Regions from separate parts of the Mus musculus genome. Here region 2 is linked to region 1. The links are chromatin loops, found by intact Hi-C in ENCODE. Cell type or tissue: gastrocnemius. All regions are shown on one strand.

What was found. Peaks named below come from ENCODE experiments on the same cell type or tissue, not always from the same donor. Only the 100,000 strongest peaks of a DNase experiment are listed, where the experiment ranks them.
Region 2: a loop joins it to region 1, with 9 times the contacts of the local background. A loop is called at or near these places in 11 of 42 quality-filtered maps.

The regions. Positions count from the first base shown.
Region 1 is chr4:124,710,470-124,718,469 of GRCm38, forward strand. It overlaps Sf3a3 (splicing factor 3a, subunit 3), which reads left to right and starts at 4,392. Exons shown (of 17, transcript NM_029157.3): 1 at 4,392-4,521; 2 at 4,800-4,847; 3 at 5,183-5,235; 4 at 5,341-5,446; 5 at 5,982-6,054; 6 at 7,859-7,950. The coding sequence starts at 4,426. In gastrocnemius, CTCF peaks have their summits at 610 (motif pointing right) and 4,232 (motif pointing right); DNase peaks (open chromatin) are centred at 558 and 4,274; H3K4me3 peaks cover 2,156 bases; H3K27ac peaks cover 2,228 bases.
Region 2 is chr4:124,797,511-124,805,510 of GRCm38, forward strand. It overlaps Inpp5b (inositol polyphosphate-5-phosphatase B), which reads left to right. Exons shown (of 24, transcript NM_008385.4): 21 at 315-399; 22 at 742-869; 23 at 2,258-2,369; 24 at 3,196-4,001. The coding sequence ends at 3,311. It overlaps Mtf1 (metal response element binding transcription factor 1), which reads left to right and starts at 5,039. Exons shown (of 11, transcript NM_008636.4): 1 at 5,039-5,133; 2 at 7,150-7,605. The coding sequence starts at 7,201. In gastrocnemius, a CTCF peak has its summit at 4,559 (motif pointing right); DNase peaks (open chromatin) are centred at 4,205, 4,593 and 5,011; H3K4me3 peaks cover 2,143 bases; H3K27ac peaks cover 1,532 bases.

The sequences.
Region 1 (8,000 bases):
GGTTCGTTTATCTCAAAATAAACAGGTTTTCAGAAAAACTAATATAGTTACACCTGCTTGGCACATGCCTATAATCCCGGCACTTGGGGTGTGGCAGAGGCAGGATTGCAGGATCCTCTTTGGCTACAGAAAAGGAGAAAAAAAACAAGGAAAAAAGTGCATGTATAGGAAAGAAAAAGAAAAGATGCTGGGTTTTTTTTGTTTGTTTGTTTTTCAAGACAGGGTTTCTCTGTATAGCCCTGGCTGTCCTGGAACTCACTTTGTAGACCAGGCTGGCCTCGAACTCAGAAATCAGGGCACCAGTTGTCCTTTCTCTCCACCTATTCCTATGAGGCGGTATCTCTCCTGGAGCTTGTGTTTTCTTAGCTAGACTAGAAACCAGCAAGCCCCAGTCACCTTCCTGTCTGCCAGCTCTGGAGCCAGGGTTACAGGATTGTGCAAGGATGCCCAGCTTACTGAGTGGGCACTAGGAAGTCCAGTCTTTTTTCTTTTTTTAAGGGTCTCACTTAGCCCTGGCCTTTGCCGGCTGATTTATTTATTTTTATTTTATACGTATAGGTATTTTGCCTGCTTGTACAGATGCGCACAACATGCATGAAGTACTCATAGAGGCCAGAAGAGGGCATCAGGACTGGAATCTTACAGAGAGTTGTTAGCTGCTTTACAGTTGGTAGGAACAGAACAACTTCCCCCTGGATGAGTGACCAGTGTTCTCAATCTCTCCAGGCCCCCAATCCTTTTTAAATAGGAGACTTATTGAGTTTACAATTTACATATAGCCACGTCATTCATTTTAAGTGCAAAATTGCTCAACTCTCCCAACTCTTGCCACCCCAGGAAGGCTCCCTTCTGCACATTCTGAGTCTCTTACCACAAGCAATCACGCTCTCATTTTCCCCTTCATCCCAATATTTCCTCTGAACAAACGCTTTTTTAAAAAAGATTTAATTATTTATTTAATGTATATGAGTACACTAAAGCTGTACAGATGGTTGTGAGCCACCATGTGGTTGCTGGGAATTGAAGTCAGGACCTCTGGAAGAACAGTCAGTGCTCTTAACTGTTGAGCCATCTCTCCAGGCCAAACAACCACTTTTTGATTGTTGGTTTTGATCCTTCGTGATGGAGTCTCTATGTGCTGGTCTGGCTGGTCTCACACTTACCTTCTTGTCTCAGTCACTCAAGTGGACAGTCATGTCCACCTCATGCCTTCTCTCTTTCATTTTAAATATTTTATGCAATCTTTATTTTGCTTTTCTTTTTTCTTTTTTTTTTTTAGTATAGAATAGAGTTTATTTAAGGGAGGGGAGTTAAGAGGGTAGCAGAGGCAGAGAAAGGCAGATAGAAGGAGAGAGCAGAGAAATGGGGGCGGGCCATGGCCATGTGGAGAGAGGGGGGAAGGGAATTGGGAGTAAGGGGGCAAGAGGCAAGAGTGTAATAGGGTAAGAGTTTTTTTTTTTTTTTTGGTTTTTGGTTTTTTTTTTGTTTTTCAAGACAGGGTTTCTCTGTGTAGCCCTGGCTGTCCTGGCACTCACTTTGTAGACCAGGCTGGCCTCGAACTCAGAAATCCGCCTGCCTCTGCCTCCCGAGTGCTGGGATTAAAGGCGTGCGCCACCACGCCCGGCAAGAGTTATTATTTTTTTTTAAGATTTATTTATTTTTATTCTATGTAAGTACACTGTAGCTGTCTTCAGACACTCCAGAAGAGGGCGTTAGATCTCATTACGGATGGTTGTGAGCCACCATGTGGTTGCTGGGATTTGAACTTTGGACCTTCGGAAGAGCAGTCGGGTGCTCTTACCCACTGAGCCATCTCACCAGCCCGAGTTATTTTTTTTTAAGATTTATTTATTTATTATATGTAAGTACACTGTAGCTGTCTTCAGACACACCAGAGGAGGGCATCAGATCTCATTATGGATGGTTGTGAGCCACCATGTGGTTGCTGGGATTTGAACTTAGGGCCTTTGGAAGAGCTGTCAAGTGCTCTTACCTGCTGAGCCATCTCTCCAGCCCTATTTTGTTTTTCTTAAAGACTTATGTTTATGTGTGTGACTGTTTTACCTGTGTATATGGATGTGCACCATGTGATGCTTGGTTCCTATGGAGGTCAGAAGAAGGCATCAGGTCCCCAGGAACTGGAGTCATGGATCATGGTAAGGTGACATGTGAGTGCTGAGAACCAGATATTCTTAGCCACTAAGCCATTACACCAGTCCCTTCCTTCTTTATGGAGTATGATGCTCTCATGGGTCCGTATAGCATTCCCTCACTGCTGAACAGTATTGTCTGACAACATGGTTATCCATTCACCCATGCATTGGGTGTGTATGTATGTAAAAGTGGATAGCGTGAGCAGCGTGGGGTGAGGGCGGGGCTGTTCATCCCTTGGATCTGGAGATACAAGTGGCTGTGAGCCACCGACTTGCATGCTGGGAACTGGATTCAGATCCTCTGGAAGAGCAGCAAACGCTCCTCACTGCTGAGCCAGCTCTCCAGTCCCAACTAATGGGCCCTTGGGTTATATAGAGATTTTGTGAATTGTGAATAACAGGAACACAGGGTCGGTGTTTTCCCTTCTCTGCCTAGAGTAGGAATGGAGTAGAGTCCCTTTTCTTTTTTCTTTTCTTTTTTGTTTTTTGGTTTTTTGAGACAGGGTTTCTCTGTATATCCCTGGCTGTCCTGGAACTCACTGCTGGGATTAAAGGCGTGCACCACGACCACCTGGCCAGAGTCCCTTGTGTTGATGCTGAAACCCAGTGCCTTGGAGTGTGTGTGTGTGTGTGTGTGTGTGTGTAAGTGTATGTGTATGTATGTTTGTGTGAATGTGTGTGTATATATGTGTGTGTGTATATATGTATGTGTGTGTATGTGTGTATATGTGTGTGTGAATGTGTGTGTGAATATGTGTGTGTATATATGTATGTGTGTGTATGTGTGTGTATATATATATGTGTGTGTGTATATATGTGTATATGTATGTGTGCATGTGTGTGTATATATGTATGTGTGTGTATGTGTGTGTGAATGTGTGTGTATGTATTGTATGTGTATGTATATATGTATGTGTGTATGTGTATGTTTGTATGTGTTTTGTTTGTTTGTTGTTTTGAGATAGAGTCTTATCACATAGCTCAGGCTGAACTTGAACTTGTTCTCCTCTTGCCTCCATCTCCTAAGCGCTAGGATCACGGGTGTGAGCCACTTTGCATTGCGCCGATGCCTCTTTCCTGGTGCATGCACTGTCACACACTTGTAATCCCAGCTCTCTATACTGATTCACTCTCTGCCCCTACTCTGTTTGTTTGTTTGTTTGTTTGTTTATGTTTCGTTTGGTTTGGTTTCATGAGACTGGATCTCTATGCAGCCCTGGCTGTCCTGGAACTCACTATGTAGACCAAACTGGCCTAGAACTCACAAAGATCTGTTTGCCTCCACCTTCTGCCTCTTCTGCCTCTGCTTCTTCCTCTTCCTCCTCTTTTAAGGAAAGGCAGTCTAGATTTCATTTTCTAAGCCATACAGTGGCTAGGTGTGGTGGCTCATACCTGTAATTCCAGCAAGTGGTAGGCGAAAAGCAGAAAAATAAAGAATTACATGGAATTGGGGCTGGTGAGATGGCTCAGTGGGTAAGAGCACCCGACTGCTCTTCTGAAGGTCGGAAGTTCAAATCCCAGCAACCACATGGTGGCTCACAACCACCCGTAATGAGATCCGATGCCCTCTTCTGGTGTGTCTGAAGACAGCTACAGTGTACTTTACATATAATAAATAAATAAATCTTTTAAAAAAAAAAGAATTACAGAGAATCAGAAGTTAACCTGTGCTGAACAGCAAGCATATCATTGCTTGAGTGTACCACGTTTTTCTTAAAGACTCCTCTGCCAATAAACAAAGGTTGTGTTCAAATATGTATGAGTTTTATTAAGAACAAACCCACCACCATCTCCACTTTACTGACAAACACACTAAAGTCCAGACAAGGGGAAAACATCACCAGAGGTCACACACTGAAAACTACTGCTGCTTCCAGTTCCCCTTTCCGTTCTGTATCCTTCAACTTATCCGTTCCTGCTAGTGTGTCCCTGCCGGCCCAGCTTTCTGCAGCAAGCCCCGGGCAAGCCAGCTGTCTCTCAACCTCAGCCTACAGGATTCTTGCAGGCTTCTTAGAGACAGCCAGCTTTCAACGCGGAGGCAGCGCTCCTTCAGACCCCCAGCCAGCAGGGGGAAGCGTAGCCACGGTCGCGGATAGCACCCGCTTGCTCTCTTCGTGGTGTTCCTTTTTTCTTGAGTCCCCCAAGACACTTCCGGGACACGCGGAACTTTGGTGCAGCCGGATGCTGCGCGCTGAGACGCTGGCTGAAAGGCGGCAGGCGGTGTTTCCGGCAGTGTTAGTGGTCCGCCTTGAAACGCCGTGGCCAAGGGAAAATGGAGACAATTTTAGAGCAGCAACGGCGCTATCATGAGGAGAAGGAACGGCTTATGGATGTTATGGCCAAAGAGATGCTTACGAAGAAGTCCACGGTGAGTGAGCCGTGGTCCGGGCCGCATCAGGAGGCGGGCCTGGGTCCTTTGCCGAGCCCTCGCGCTGTATTTGGCCTCGGAGCTTCTCTGCGCCCCATCCTCACCCTCCTCCTAAGCTGGCTCGGCACTCTGGCCTCGTTAACGTCCTCCGAGGGCCCCTCAATCTTCCTGCTTCAGCCCCTGGGACCTAAACCAATAAGCGCATCACCCCTCGGGTGCTCTTTCCAACTGCTAAACTCAAAGTAACAACGTATGTGTTACCGTTTGCCTTTCTGCAGCTTCGGGACCAGATCAATTCCGATCACCGCACTCGGGCCATGCAAGATGTGAGTGCGCCGCCGTCCGCTTCCCCTGGGGTCGGGCTGGGCGGGAAAAGTGCAGGCTGGGAAGGTTGAGTGGCCCTGCGTGATTTCTACCCCTGAGTTCTTAGACAAGCCCCTCTAGGGTACCTAATCAGATGTCCTATCTCTGCCTCCCAAGTGCTGGGATTAAAAGTGTATGCAACCACCTCGGGATCAAGCTGTCTCTTAAAAGTGGTGGAACTTTGAAGACCATGTATCTCATGAGTTTTCCTTGGGTTTTGCCAAGACATCCTTTCTTGTTTACTTAGCCCTGTGGTACAAATTTGCTTCATTCTGATGGCTTTGCGCTTCTGTTTCAGAGGTACATGGAGGTCAGTGGGAACCTGAGGGATTTGTATGATGATAAGGACGGGTAAGTGACGGTCACATCCCTTCTAACAATTAGTGCTTTTGAGGAGCCCTGGTGAGACCATGGGCTGTGTGCTTTATGCTCTTCGGGTTTGTTGATATCTTGCAGACTGCGGAAGGAGGAGCTCAATGCTATCTCAGGACCCAACGAGTTCGCTGAATTCTATAACAGACTCAAGCAGATAAAGGAATTCCATCGGAAGCACCCAAATGAGGTAAGGCCTCCCAACTTAGTGTCCTTAGACCTGGCCGTTAACAAAAGGGAAAGATGCAAAGGAAATGGAGCTATGCCATGTAGATGTCACTCCAAGAAAGAACGTGCCACTTCACTGCATGTTAAGTGACATCCTCTTGGCATCCCTCTGCAGTAAGAGAACACGGTGAAGCACTAGGGCTGCTTCACAAGAATGTCTCCTACTCAATATACTGTGCACCTAGCTCTGCCCTGAAATCTACCAACACAGTGGTGCTCTGTTCACTTGCAGAGGTCGTTACCCCTTCAGGATTCATGTCCAATGCCAGCTTTTTCGTAAAATATCTCTTGGACTGCCTCCTCCAAAGGAGCCCTTCCTTAGCATGCTGTGTTTTGTGCCAATCAATGTCTGCCCGGCTATGCAGCAAGGGAAGTGGAGAACACTAAGTAGGCAGCTCTGTACACTCAAGGTCAAAGCCAAAGCAAGTCTTAGAAGCCCAGGCCTGTGTGTGCCTGAGACATCGCCAGGCCCACCTGAACTCTTCTCCTTCCCTCAGATCTGTGTGCCAATGTCAGTGGAATTTGAGGAGCTGCTGAAGGCTCGAGAGAATCCAAGTGAAGAGGCACAAAGTAAGTAATGGTTACTGTTTCTTCCTGGGGCTTCAGGCCATTCTCAGCTATAGAGCTAGGACCTATGGCTTGGTTTTTTTTGTTTTGTTTTGTTTTTCAATCTGTTTTTATTTTGTCTGTGTGGGTAATTTGCCTGCATATATGTTTGTATACCGTGTGTGTGTGTGTGTGTGTGTGTGTGTGTGTGTGTGTGTGATGGCCTCAGGAAGCCAGGAGAGGGAATTGGATCCACTCCGACTGGAGTTACAAATGGTTTTGAGCTACCGTGTAGGGACTGGGACTCAAACTCAGGTGCTGTGCAAGAGCAGCCAGTATTTCTAAATGCTGAGCCACTTCTCTAGGTCCTAGAACGTCGTGTCTCTAAAAACAAATAAATAAAGGCTGATTGTGGTGGAGTATACATTTAATCTCAGCTCTCAGTAGTTCTCTGAGTTAAATAAATGCCAGACCTTTTATTTTTTTAATTGTATGGTGAGTTAACATCTTTTTTTTTTTTTTTAATTTGTTTATTTGTATCTGCATTGGTGTTTTGCCTACATGTATCTGTGTTTGAGGATGTCAGATCTCTGAGTGGAGTTACAGACAGTTGTGAACTGCCATGTGGGTGCTAAGAATTGATCCCAGGTCCTAATGAAGGCCACTCATTGCTCCTAACCATTGAGCTATCTCTCCAGCCCCATTTTTTTGTTTTGTTGTTTGTTTTGATGTGACAAGGTGTCTCTGTATAGCCCTGGAACTCACTCTATAGATCAGGTTGGCCTCGAATTCAGAGATGGCCTGCCTCTGCCTCTCTAGTGCAAGAATTAAAGGCGTTAAAAGTGTGTACCACTGCCCAGTTTGCTTTCTCTCTTCTTTTCTTTTCTTTTCTTTTCTTTTCTTTTTTTTTTCTTTCCTTTTCCTTTCCTTTTCCTCTCCTCTTCTCTTCTCTTCTCTTCTTTTCTTTTGTTCTTTCGTTCTTTCTTTCTTTCTTTCTAAAAGATGGGATCTCAGGGCTGGAGAGTTGGCTCAGTGGTTAAGAGCACTGACTGCTCTTCCAGAGGTCCTGAGTTCAATTCCCAGCAACCACATGGTGGCTACAGTATGCTCATATAAAGATAAGTAAATCTTTTTTTAAAAAGAAAGAAAGAAAAAAAGGGATCTCTCCATGTAGTACTGGCTATCTTGAAACCTGTTTGGACCAGGCTGGCCTCAGACTCACAGAGATATGTGCTAATAATCCTGGTTAGTCTGTTTATTAGTTTGTTTGTTTAATTGTGTATGTGTGGTGTGCATACAAAGGCGTATGCGTAGGGGCATGTGTGTCAGGGACAACTTTATGAAATTAGTTCTCTCCTACTTTTACCTGGGTTTTGGGGTATGACCTCAGGCCTGAGAATGATCTAGCTGGCTTTTCTTTTCTTTTTTTTTTTTTGGTCAGGGACATACTATGTATTTCATACTGGCCCTGAACTCTGTTTTTTCGATGACACATGCCTGTATTCCCAGCACGTAGGTAGAAGCAGGCAGATGAGTCTGCGGCCAATGTAAACTACCTGAAACCCTCTGTAATCCCCACCTTCTAGGACCTCAGGAATTGGTAGCTGGGTTCCTACACTATATTGACACCCTGATGATCTTGCACAAAATGCTTCTTTGTGTTCTCTAAGCTTAAAGTGAAAACCTACCTCTGTCATTTGATGAGAGCAGAGAGGACATTAAGTGACGGGCTACCTCGTAGAACTTCTAAAAGATAGTGCATTTGAAAGAGCAAGTTCAAGAAAGTAGCCTATAACATCTGAATCATTGACATGTGTGATTCCTTCAGACTTGGTGGAGTTCACAGATGAAGAGGGATATGGTCGCTACCTTGATCTCCATGACTGCTACCTCAAATACATTAACCTGAAGGCATCTGAGGTAAGGCCTGGAGAGTGGAGAGAGTCTCATTCTTGGGACTAAGTCAAGAT
Region 2 (8,000 bases), 87 kb after region 1:
TTGTAGTTTATTTTGGCTGAGGATCAAAGTAGCTTTTCTGCCTTGTCCATGGCATGTATAACGCCTTAGGACACAGCTCTGTGTGAGTTTTCTCATGTATCAGATCTTGTCTTGTGTAGTGTGACCTACCCATAGCCTTATAACACATGCCTAATGGCCTATGGTAATGCCAGCTTCAGTGACATTGTCCACTGGAATGATTCAGAAGTCCCACTACACAGCCTCATTCTGAACTCGTGTGATATGGGTGACTCAGGAAATCACTGCCAGTTTTCTGAGAAAATTATTGTTTTGTATCTTTCTCCCCTTTGCAGGAAGATCTGTTTCAGCAGCCAGGTCTGAGGCCAGAGTTTGACCATATAAGGGACTGTCTAGATACTGGGATGATCGACCAGCTCTGTATCCTTCAGAAATGTGCATGTGTGTGTGGGAACGTGAGAGTTTTAAAAAGAGAGAAGACTATCCCAAAGCTCAGACTCTGCTATTGTAACTTCGGCTAACAGGTTCTACTCACTCATCACCTGTCCAGAGAAGACATTCCATCTGTAAGCAGTCAGTGAGGCAGGAGCTCAGGAGAGCCGGGGTCACTTGACAAACGGCATGGTCCCTCCGAGATGTGGGTTGGCATCCGAGGTGTGAGGAGAGCCTGACTGAGCAGGCATCACTCTGGCACATGCTTGCCGTGGGCCTTGTCCTACCCAAGAGCAACCCTGTCACCTGTTCCTTAACATTGGGCCAAAGGTGCTAACAACCATTCTGTAGCCGAAGCCTTGCTGCTTTTCCTAGAGAGCCTGCCAGAGCCTGTCATCTGTTACAGCGCCTACCATAGCTGCTTGGAGTGTTCTGGCAATTACGCAGCAAGCAAGCAGGTGAGGGAGAGCGCTGAGCCTCAGCGTGCACACCGGCTTGGCCTGGGCACGTGAAGCCTGGCAGAACAGAGTGTGGCAGCCTCTCTCGTGCAGTGACTTGGAAGCTTAGCATCATTCCTTCTCAAACCTGCTCTTCCTCTCATGTCCCTTTTGCTTTTAATAGCATCGCCCTTAGTTCCCGTGACTCAACCCTGAAACCTGAGTCACTTCTGAGTCCTCCCTCTCCTCACCTCCCACGTGCCCAGTCCCATTGATCCATTACTTCTCTGTTCTCCCCTATCGTTGCTCAGCTTACCTGGGGCAGTGCCCTGTGCTCTTGCTCCCCCTCCATCCACATCCAGTTGGCATGCTACAGTTAGACTGTGAATTTAGAGGTGTCATCCTGTGGGACAAAACCAAACTTACCTTTCTCACTGCTGCTTAGTGACTTTTCCTTCTCCTTCCTTCCTTCCTTCCTTTTTTTTTTTTTTAAGATTTATTTACTTATTTATTTCATGAATGTGGGTTCACTGTCGCTGTCTTCAGACACACCAGAAGAGGGCATTGGATCCCCATTACAGATGGTTGTGAGCCACCATGTGGTTGCTGGGAATTGAGCTCAGGACCTCAGGAAGAGTGGACAGTGCTCTTAACCACTGAGCCATCTCTCCAGCCCCCTTCCTTCCTTTCTTTTTCTTTTCTCTCTCTCTTTTTTTCCTCCAAGACCAGGTCTCTTCCTGTGACTCAGTCTGACCTGGAACTCAGTGTGGCCCAGATTGATCTCCAATTCACCATCCTTCTGCCTCAGCCTCTCAAGTCCTGGGATCACCAGTGTTCATCACCACGCCCAGTTCCATGATTGATAGGCTCGTATAGAACAGTTGCGAACAGTACGGGTTCCAGCACCTTCACTTATATCCATTTCATCTGTGAACCTTCTGGAACCTTCCTTTTCCGAGCCCCAGCTCTCCAGCTGATTCTGTTGTGCACATTTGTGGGCTAGTCACTGGCTTCCGGTCTGGCTAACCCTTCTAAGCCTAACACCTGTGCCGCTGTAGGTTTCTGCCGACTTTGACAGCTCGTGCTCTTCCTACTTAACAGTTTGCTTTCTCTTGCCTTCTTTGCCTCCAATACCCTAATCCTTGCTGCTCCAAGTCTCGTTTTGTCTTGTATTCAAGACCCAACTAAAAGGCCTTGATTCCCTTAAGTCTGCGACTTTTAGTTTTAGAAGTCTGACTTCTAAGTCCATGCAGCAGCGTTTGCCCTTTGTTCCCTTTGGATACTTGTGCCAAGTGGTGAGTGATCAGCTCTGTGTGGATTCTCAGTTCCTGGAATACAAGGGGATATATAAGGGGCACCTTGTCATGTAACTGAGTGAAGCCGCAAACCCCACCTTCTCCCTCTTTCAGATAATTTTAACCCTCCCCAGCTTCCACAAAAATGTCTTCAACTACTTGATGGCGTTTTTGCAAGAACTGCTGAAAAATTCAGCAAACAATCATTTGGATGAGAATATTCTAGGTAAGTGGCCAAGTGTCGTACAAGCATCTGTTCAGAATCACTAAGAAAGGAAGCTGAATTAATGCTCACCCTCCCTTCTCTTCTCCCTTGCTCCCCTGGCCCCCCAAGCTCTGAGGAAGCTTTGTTTTGTTTTAACTTTTTAAAAGGCGGTCAAGTTATGCTGCTGAAGCTGGCCTCAAACTCACTCTCCTGGCCTTGGACTCAGCATCCTCTTGCTTTGGTCCCCAGTGCTGCATATGCACCATCATGCCTTGTTTTGGGCAAAGTTTATGCAAATAATGTTTTTGGGGACTGGAAGTATGACTTAATGGTAGAACCCTTACCTACCATGTGCAAGCCCTTGTGCTAGTTCCTTCTTTTAGCTAGACTAGCTGGCTGGCAAGGCCTCAGGACCCACCTCTCTCTCCCTCCACATCACTGTGGTTACAGGTACATTTAAGTGGGAGCTAGAGATCTGCACTCAGGTCCTCTGTCATGTTTGCATGGCAAGCACTTAACTTAAGGAGCCATCTCCACAGCCCCTCTTTATTTCTTGAGGCAGCCTCCCACTGTATAGCTCTGCCTGGCCTGGAACTAAAGACTGGTAGGAATAGAGACTTGTTTCTCCCCCACCCCCCAGTTGTTTGTGCTTTCAGGAAGGAACTACCTGGGCATAGAGGTACATGCCTTAATCCCAGTCTCAGGAGGAAGAGGCAGGTGGAGCCCCTGAGTTCAAGGCACCCAGGCCCTGCCTTTAACACAGAGTGCTTGAGGTAGTCTGTTCTCTCTCCTAATCACCCCCGTGTCCCAGTTGCTAAGTGGTATTTTCTGTTTCTGTCATGCACAGCTAGCATATTTGGCAGCTTACTGCTCCGGAACCCAGCTCGTCACCAAAAGCTTGACATGGCGGAAAAGAAGAAGGCCCAAGAGTTTATTCACCAGTTCCTCTGCGGTCCACTCTGAGCCTCACTACTCCTCTCCTGTTTTCCTTAAGGCAGCCACAATTGTCAGCCCCACCTGTTTCAGCTCAAGAACTGCCTTAAGCTGGTCTGAGGCTGCTGGAAGAATGGCAGCCACCTGTTTCTTCTACCTGAGCCTAGACCTGCCCCTTCTCCATGCCATTGGCTAGCACACCCATGCTGACTTGTGAAGACATGGGGGCAATCCACCATAGTAGAACTGACGTTCCACATTCAACTCTAGTTATTTAACACAAATAGCTCCCTATTCATTTTTATTTAAAAGTTTTAAGTAACTGTACTTTGCCTTATTCAGCCAGCCTCCAGGACATGCAGTCAGTGAGTTCCCCATATCCCGTACTGAGCATCTCATGGTCAGATACTTGGACTAACTGAAGTCCCTGAAGGAGAATGGCTTGGGGCGGCAGGACTCTGCTTAGAGGTTCCTGGATAAACAACTTTTAGCCATCCAGATGCTTCCACTGTCCAAGCCGCAAACATGTTCATGCATAGGGCACCTGTTCCCTTTCTGCTCAACTCCAAGGCCTCTCAGTCGCCCCCAAGAGCACTGAAGAAAGGGGGTTCTGGTGAAACAAGTGGGATTTTGTAGGATATTCAGTCCTCCCAACTGTATATAATGCAGCACCTCTCATATATGTAATATATTTTAATGAAAATGTATTTTTAATGGTGACTATGGTTCTCTCTTTTTTTAGTTATGTGTATGTGTGTGGTGGTGGTGGTACATGCATGTGTGAATGTGCTAGGAGAGGCCAGAGGCTCAGATCTCTCTGAAGCTGGATGTGAGCCATCTAATGTGGGTTCTGGTTTCAAAAGAACTCTAAGGTCAGAGCAGTCAGTTGGTCTTCTCTTCCCCAATCCTCCTCTCTCAAGAGATGGTAGTTCCTGGCAGCTAGTCCTTTGTGGCTTAAGAACAGAGCAGCTGATCTGTGGCATGCTGGTGCGCCAGAGTCACTTATTCAACCTTACTCAGAGGGAATGGCACAGCAGTTTGGGCCTGAACCCTGATCTAGCCTCTAAGAGCACTGCTCCAACGTAAACATTCGAGAGAAGTCGTTCATGGGGTAAATAAGCATTAGCTTATGTGAGAGTCTAAAAATTACATATACAGGAATATAATAGAAACACGAGAAAAGTATCTTCTTGGGCTTTGAAATATTGCTACCACCGAGTGGATTTCAAGGGTGGGTAGGATAAGTGTTAAGAGCTGACAGGGGACTGGCCAGTAGGTGGCGCTGACCCTTTCTAGAGCAAAAACCCTCCTTAAGGAAGGTTGGAACCGCTAGCTCCCGCGGGCGCGTGAGAACGAGAAGTTTCTGGAGGGCTCTGCTCAGCGTTCCGGTCCTGGGGGGGAGCCTCAGCCAGGTGAACTATGCTGCGTGGGTACAGTGGGGCGAGGAGAGGGATGCCGTGGGCTGGCCTACGCATCTGGAAGGCGGCGGCTGACTGCAGCCTTCTTGCTGCAGCTGTGGACGCAGCTGGGGCTGAGAACACCTCGACTTCACCGCTGATGTCGCGTATCCTCCCGCGCTCGAAACAGCCCGCTCTCTATGGTCAGCTTCCCGGTGCGGCACCGGAGCGCCAGACTCCACTCGCTCCGCCCACAGCCCGCTGGGGAGAGGCGCGGTCTCAGCCCCCTGGAGAGTAGAAGCCAATCACGAACAGCAGCAGGCCCAGGGCTCCCCGGGCCTCTCCTTCCTCCGGAAAGCGGAAGCGGAAGTGACGCTAGGGACAGGTGGGGGCAATCATGGTGCCGCTTGGGAGGGGAGAAGCTGCTGCTGCCGCCGTTGCCGGGAGCCGCGGAGGTAAAAGCAGAGGCTGGACTCGGCTGGGGCTGGAACTATCCGGGGGGTGCGGGACTGGGGCTCCCTGCCGTAGCCATTCCCGGCTGAGACTTCATTCCACTCACCCGAGGGACCCCACCCCTCCTCCGTTTCCATGGGGATGGGTATCCAGCCCCCCTTCTCTGTTTCCATGGAGACCCGGACCCTGCCCCTCTTAGCCCAGCTCGTAGCCCCCAGACTGCCTCGGGGTTTTTCTCTGTAGCCCTGGACTAGGGGTGCTTTCCCGGTCAGGGTCCTCATGCTAGTCTCTCAGAGGTGCTGGGTTCGCAGTCCTCGGCCACCCTCACACCTCCTGGTCTTGTTACAGAAAGTTGGTCTCTGCGTTTCCCGGGGCAGCCCACCGGGTCTCTTATCTCTCCTCTCAGACACCGAGAAACGTGTATTTCTGGGGTTGCGTAAGCAAAGGTTCGGGCTGGTTCCTCTCAGATTAGATCCCTTGACCTGTGCCTGGTAACTACCTCGCCTGCTTGTCACTCCGGCTAGTAAAGGCTCACTTTGCCGACTCTTGAGCTGAAGAGAAAGTGCAGAACCAGGTTGAGAACTAAGTGATGTGCTGGTTATTTTAAATTCTCCTTTTGTGTCTGCCAAACCCACATTTGTAGAACCTGTGTGTTTTCGGGTGAAGGAGGAATCACCATTCCAGACCATGAAAGCTTCAAATTTGGTAATTTCCTCAAGAGGCTATCTTCAAAAAGAGACCGTCTGCATGTCTGTCATTCATTTTGCTGATATTTCCTGAGCTGCTCGTGTCAGTATTGCTTATGTTAAGTCAGCCTTTCGGGTCAGAAAGCCTAGTCACTCTGTACAAGTGTACTCTCTGGTCCAGATCATGTTTTACGATATAAATAATTAAAGTGATTTGCATCAGCTACTCCTTATTAGGGTTTAGCCCCTCCACCTGATGTGTTCTAGAAATGACAGAAGGAAGCCACCCTTTTTCTTTACCTGCAGTTTCTCTTTCTGTATGAAACAGGAAGCCCTGGTCCCACTGTAGAAAAGCAGGCACGGATAGGTTGTCCAAGCAGTAAAGGGCAAAAGGAGGGTTTGGAGGTGGTTATGTTCAGAGTGTTGTTTCTGCACCACCAACTACATGAGGCCGTGGCACTGCCTCACGGTGTGTTTGCGGGGAGGGAGGGCATTGGGACGGGAGCACCTCACTGAAGGTTTGTAGCCACTCTTTCTTTAAACAGCCACCTGTTTGCTCTTTTATCCTCCTTAGCTTCATAGATCCATCTTTAAAGTATGTGACAGTAGAAGGTCTTGTGAATGCCAACTTTGAATTTTTTGGGGGAAAAAAAAAGATTTGCTTTTTCCTTGTCAGTGACTGATTGTGTCAGATTTTAAGTATTTCCAAGGAACATAATTTTTTTTTTTTGCTTTGGTTTGCCTCTGTGTGATTGAGTATGTGTGTTTGATTCTTTTGAGACTGGGTTTCTCTGTTTAGCCCTGGCTGTCCTGGAACTCACTCTGTAGACCAGGCTGGCCTTGAACTCAGAAATCCGCCTGCCTCTACCTCCCAAGTGCTGGGATTAAAGGCGTGCGCCACCGCTGCCCGGCATGCGTGTGTGTGTGTGTGTGTGTGTGTGTGTGAGTGTGTGTGTGTGTGTGTGTGTGTGTGTGTGTGTGTGTGTGTGTGTGATTCTTACTGTGTATCTCTGGTTCACCTGGAATTCAAGAGAGATCCAGCTTACTCAACCTCTCAGGTGCTGGGTTAAAGACATTCACCACCATTCCTAGGCCTGGATTGCTCTCTCTCTTTGTTTTGAGACAGGGTCTCACCACCAACTCTGGTTGGCCTGGAACTTGATATGCAGACAATGCTGGCCTGGAATTCTCAGAGGTCTGCCTGCCTCTGCATTCCAAAGTCTGGGATTAGCACTTTGCTCTTTAAAATGAGGGAAAGTGATCCCTAAGGATCCCTTGAGGACATAGGTGTGTCTTGGGCTGTGGTTCTAACTCTGGTGTTATCTATTGCAGAAAGGCCGTTACCTTTCCATTTCTCACAATTGGGCTGAGCACACGTGAGCCATGGGGGAACACAGTCCAGACGACAATATCATCTTCTTTAAGGGAGAGGAGGATGACCTAACCCCGCATGACAAGATGCTCAGGTTTGTGGATGACAACGGACTGGTGCCTTCCTCATCTGGAACTGTTTATGATAGGACCACTGTTCTCATAGAACAGGACCCTGGCACTTTGGAGGATGATGAAGACGATGGACAGTGTGGAGAACCCTTGCCTTTTCTGGTGGAAGGTGAAGAGGGCTTCTTAATAGATCAGGAAGCAATGTCCCAGGGTTACGTACAACACATTATCTCACCAGATCAGATTCATTTGACTATAAACCCTGGTTCCACACCCATGCCAAGAAACATTGAAGGTGCAACTCTTACTCTGCAGTCGGAATGTCCAGAAACGAAACGGAAAGAAGTAAGTAAAGCCGCAGATGAGGCCGGTGTGGCTTTGGGGCGGCTCCTTCCACATCGCGCTGGCAGGTTTAACTGGGGGTTAAAGGAGCTCCTGGGCTTAGAGCCTTCTGTAGTCTTGCCTGTCAACAACACATCCGCTTCCTGTTTCGTTGTGACTGCTTTCTAGAACTTTTGGATTGTATGGCCACATTGTAATTGAGGAATACTACATTGTAATATCTCAGATTTTCCTCTCCAAATCATAAATAAAATAGAAATTTCACCAAAGTGAATTCATGTTTATACTGCGAAAGTAACAGCATGGCTTCTCTGATAGCCAAGTGACTAGATTTGTGTGTAATAACTAGAGCTGGCTGTAAGTGATTTGTTTTGGAGACGCCTGTAGGAATATGTTTG